Linked DNA regions of Homo sapiens: region 2 is linked to region 1. Evidence: chromatin loops called from intact Hi-C (ENCODE). Cell type or tissue: CD14-positive monocyte. All regions are shown on one strand. Region 1 overlaps DOCK10 (dedicator of cytokinesis 10). Region 2 overlaps DOCK10 (dedicator of cytokinesis 10).

What was found. Peaks named below come from ENCODE experiments on the same cell type or tissue, not always from the same donor. Only the 100,000 strongest peaks of a DNase experiment are listed, where the experiment ranks them.
Region 2: it touches region 1 in a loop (3-fold over the local background); 4 of 110 quality-filtered maps call a loop at or near these places.

What each region holds. Positions count from the first base shown.
Region 1 is chr2:225,036,221-225,038,720 of GRCh38, reverse strand. All of the region lies in intron 1 of DOCK10 (dedicator of cytokinesis 10), which reads left to right. Among named protein-coding and RNA genes, the nearest start is that of DOCK10, 5.0 kb to the left of the region's middle. In CD14-positive monocyte, no CTCF peak of the experiment used is centred here; no DNase peak of the experiment used is centred here.
Region 2 is chr2:224,957,733-224,960,232 of GRCh38, reverse strand. The region is part of intron 1 of DOCK10 (dedicator of cytokinesis 10); the gene reads left to right. Among named protein-coding and RNA genes, the nearest start is that of MIR4439, 52 kb to the left of the region's middle. RefSeq lists an enhancer at 2,096-2,485. In CD14-positive monocyte, no CTCF peak of the experiment used is centred here; a DNase peak (open chromatin) is centred at 1,102; H3K4me3 peaks cover 1,610 bases; H3K27ac peaks cover 2,450 bases.

The sequences.
Region 1 (2,500 bases):
TTTTAATGCCTTTATATTTACTCTATTATTAGACAAAAACTCCTTTGCAACTCCTTTTTAATTGTATCTAATTTTGTTATTAACTCATTTTAAAGAGAAAGCATCCTGCCGGAAGTGATTATACTTAACCAGGAGGTTTTCTCCCTTCCTACCCACCCAGAAAGTGTAAGGGGTAAAGAGGGGAAAGTATTTATTTCAGTAAATTCCATTTCCCTTCTTTGATGTTTCCTAACTCTTCAGACCTCCAATAATACCACTTTTGATATTTTAGAGAGCTTTGAGTAAGAAGCGGAACCTTTGACCAACCAAAGAGCTTTGATTGAGAAGTAATGAATATGTAAACATGTTTACGTGAGCGTGAGGAATTCCTAGAAGGAAGAATTTTCTCCCCTCTGAACTTGGTGGCATTCAAGAGTTGAGAGTAGGAGGGATTTTTTTTTTTTTAATTGAGTGGGGGATACTGGAATTTCCCAAAAGTCATATGCTAGATGCAGAAAGTGATAGCAAATGAAAGTGAAGCACTTGTTTTGCTGTCGCTATCCAGATTTAAAAGCAATATGCAATATAAGGGCCTGGTTGTTTAGCATTCACAGCACAGTCTTTTTATTTTGTTTGTGTTTTTTGCTTTGTTTTGTTGTTTGTTGTTCTGGACAGAGTCCTTTATGACAAGGGTGTTTATGGTTTAGCAGAAATCACACGGTTATGTTTTCATATGAGGAAAGTCCCTTGACCTCTTTGCCTGGAGAAGAAGTCAACACAAACTTAGTTTACAAGATCAAGTTTGAATGTTACTTGTGTGTCTGCCAATGTTTTTTATTTCTCAAGGGCATTGGAGAAATAACTTTGAAAATGAATAGTAACCACAAGTAGGTTCTAGAAAACTTCTAGAAGGATCAAAGGCTGAAAGAATGAGTCAACATGTATAGGTTTTGGCTTTTTCTCCACAACCAGATTCTCTAAGGCCTAGCATAGAAAAAGAAAGCAATAATGAATGCATTAAGGTAAATAATTTGTTAAGAATGTACGATGTGCCTGGCACAGTGTCAAGCATTCTATTTAATTCTCAGAGCAATCATTTGAGGAAGTTATTATTGTTGCAAAATACAGAGGAGGCCAGTGAGACTCATAGGGTTAAACATGTTTCCCTAAGTTAAGTAACTGATATGGGACATCCTCTGCATTTTGAATAGAAAACTGGAGGGGTTACCTTCCAGTTTTTTAGCTGCTTCTAAAAGCATCTTCAAATCGGTGGATATGAGTAGCTGACGTTGATTGGTGTTGCCTTTTGATCTATCCAAGATGCAGTTCTACCTAAGGATTAGGAAAACTGTTCTTCCCACTAGTGCTTCAGAGTACCTGTGAGAATTCACTCCAGTGTTCCCCTGAGGATAGTTGCAATAGCAGAGGCTGCTCCAGGTACCCTTAATTATAATAGATCTTCCCAAGGCAACTGGAATTTCAATAGTTAAGTCTTTAAAATATGAACTCACTCAGCCATCCCCATCCCACCTGTATTGCAAAGTCTTAAGAAAATTGTGAAAGAGCATGAGGTTAATCCTCCTGCAGTCTACTTCAAAACTGTCTGCTTCTCCATTCTCAATTGCTTACCCCACTCTCACATGTGCCTGAAATTCCTCAATGCATTGTGTGTCTGGGAGTATGTATTACCATTTAACTGAGTTGTGTTGGGATTCTTTTTTCACATTCTATCTTATTTGAAGGAGGGATCCTAAGTATCTTACAAAGATGCATGTGAGATGACAACAACAAAATATAGTAAGGGCAGTGAAAAGTAATATTAGCCAGAAAAAAAAAAACAGTATTAGGAAAGTTAGATGTAATCAGATGTAAGTCATTGGGACCAGTAAATAAAATACATCACTATTAAGTCCTATAGCTTTGTTAAAAATGCTTCTTGGTGACCAAGTCAAAGAGGAAAACACCATCAGCCATGAGATTTAAGAAGTCCATTAGATAAATGAAAACTTGCTCTAGACATATTCAGCATTAACTTATACTGAAACTTAAGAGACAAGATATTTTTTTCCTGGGGTTTTTACAAATAGTAGCATGGTGTGATAGAGTCTCGTCATTGAGAGTGTTGTCCAAGGACCAGCAACATTAGATCACATGGGAGCTAGCTAGAAATACAGAATCCAAGGGCTCACACCAGATAATGCATTTTAATAAGATCCCCTAGTGATTTGCACTAGGACACTAAAATTTGAGAAACATGAAAATAACCTACATCTTTAGCCACACTTTTGCAGTATCTTTTTAGATAAAGTCAATTGATGAGGGTCCAATACAATGTGGTTTATTCTGCAACTATTTGAAAGTTTTACTTAAAGCAGACATGAGGTTTAGACCACTTAGAAACGAAAATGGGATTTAGTTCATTGTTAAATGGCTTTAGGGAAATCTCTTACTTATTTGTGTTATATTCTCTCCTCCATCTACCATCTAGCCCCTTAATTGTAGTGTGAACTTAATTTTCCAG
Region 2 (2,500 bases), 78 kb after region 1:
AAGCACGGCGGGAGCAGGAGCCCAGGAACAATAGGAATAACAATAATAATTATAATAATGATAATAAATGTGCAGCATTCAAGACACTGTCTTTGGTATAAATCATGGCTGTTTTCTGCCTTTATATATCATTCCTCTCAAGGTTCAAGTTCAGAGAAGGAACAATCTGATTGGTGGAGGTGGGTCAGGTCACCTTGTTTGATGTGCTCTGGAAGGTGAGGGGATAGAGGAGGTGTTCCCCATAGGAAAATCAAGGTACAATTTCCACAACAAGGAGGACTGTATATGTCACACCCATATTGACTCTGCCTTTTTCTCCAGCAGATGAAAAGCTCAGGCTTTTATACAAAGACTCAGTCTTGGCAATGACTACTGAAGTCAACCCAAAGAGCAGAGGGGGACAAAACTGAACATCAGGCCTGTTGGAAAGGAAGGGTTTCCCAGTGTCGGCTTCCGTTTTGCAGCTGTATTCAAGGCGAAAGTAATGAGATGTTAAAAATACATAACTGAATATTCAGATTTTAGCAAGATATTATCAATAAATTAAGTGGGTGTGAAAACAGCCCCAAAATTATTTCCAGTGCTTTATTTACAAATCATGTCAAGGGCAATGTCATCTAGTGAGAAGGCACAGCTGTTTCCTTCTGAAGTAGAATCCAGCTGAGAGCAGGGAATGAGAGACAGTAGCATCTTTTTGGGTGCATCATCTGGACTAAATGTGGAGAAAGAGGAGCTCTGATTGAAAAATCATTTTTCTTGCCTAAGTGGTACTTGAGGTAAAAAAAAAAAAAAAAAGAAAATAATAAAGGCTTATTTTTTGGGGTCCGGTTGTAGGTTTACCTGGAAATGGCTGATACAAGTTGTTTTATTTAAAAACACACAAACATAGAAGTTTAGAGTTTTTTTAAAAAAAGCTTCAGAACAAGAAGTCCAGAAAGATTACTGTTTTTGCCTGAGGTCACTCAACCTATCAGCGATAGATGTTGAATACAGGCTTCCTGATGCCATCCAATGCTCTCCTCACTGTGAATGCAGTGAGATGCACTCTGCCTAAAAGAAAAAAAGAAATGGCTTATCATGGCAGTCTCCACTCTGTAGTTATGGGCAGTGAGAAAGAAGAAGTCAACACAAATTCAGAACTGGTTCCTGAAAATATGTTCCCTAATGCCAACCAAAGCAAGAAGGATGCCAATTTTAAATGCTGCCAAAGATCTTTTGATGCAGTCTAGGTAGCGGATCTCCTTCCCAATCTATGATACCCTTGCAAAAGAGAACAAAGTCAGATTAAATGTCTCTTTGTCAGTGTACTTTAATACCTTTCCGTGGCCTTGGAAATTTATTCAAAGGAAAAAGAGGAAGACGGGGAGAAAACAAAGTGCAATACTCTTTTCTGCTGTTCACAACATCAAATTGGTAATTATAATGTTGGTATTTGCCACATGCCAGTAGGAGATCCCGCACCGTTGAAACATAAAGAGGATACTGTTTATTGCTCTGGGAATTTACAGTCCCGCTTAGGCAGAAAAGTAACCATGAAAAGTTCTTTTTTTTTTTTAAACATATGATATTGGTTAAAACTTGGCTTTCTTAACTTCCTTGGAATTTGAGTCTTCTTTGTGGGATAAAGGGAGATGACAGAAATAGGATAATTGGAACCTTTTGTAGTTGTGCACAGAGGGGATTTAAAAATGAAATAGCCAGTGTTGCAAGACACAATGAGCACAAAGAGGTCAGTTGTGGAAGGAGTGAGTGTGCAGGGGAAGAGAGGCTGTTTAACCTAATTATCCTTATCCAAACCAAGGGGTCTTCTGGCTACTCCCTTCCTTTCTGAAGCATCCTATTCCTTTCACTGCCACTTTCGAGGTGCCCTTTTTGTGCCCGGAGCTGGTGCCCTTTTTGTGCCCGGAGCTCCTCCTCCTAATGCTCAATGCATGAGCAGCTAGGATCATCCTGCACTCATAAACCATACACTGTAGCAGCGCAGCTCAAGATGACCTCAACACAATTACTTTATAATCCAACTTACAACTGACATCCACTGAGCATTTTATTATATTCCACACATGGCGCTAAGCACTTCACCAATATTCTATTAATAAGCCTCACAACATCTAATAAAGTAGATACTGTGGTTATCTTTATTTTGCAGATAAGGAGACTCATTTCCAGAGAGGTTAGGGAAGTCACCCAGAGGTACCTGGCAAGTAAGTGTGAAGGCCAGCACAGTGGTCTTACCCACAGTGGCCAACACCACAGTCCCAATGACATGCTTTCATGCTTGAAACGTGTATCCTCATCCCCAATTCCTTGGGCCTTTGCCTAGGTGACCAGTTTGCCTCTTCTGAGATAATATTCTAAGTTATTGAAGATTATAATGGGTTTGTAGCTTTTCCAGGCAAGTGAAGCTGCATTTTAATAGAGACGTCCCAGAACAGAAACAGAAACCTAGGCTTATGCACTAATTTGAATAGTGGTGTTTTGAGACATGTAGAGAAGTGAA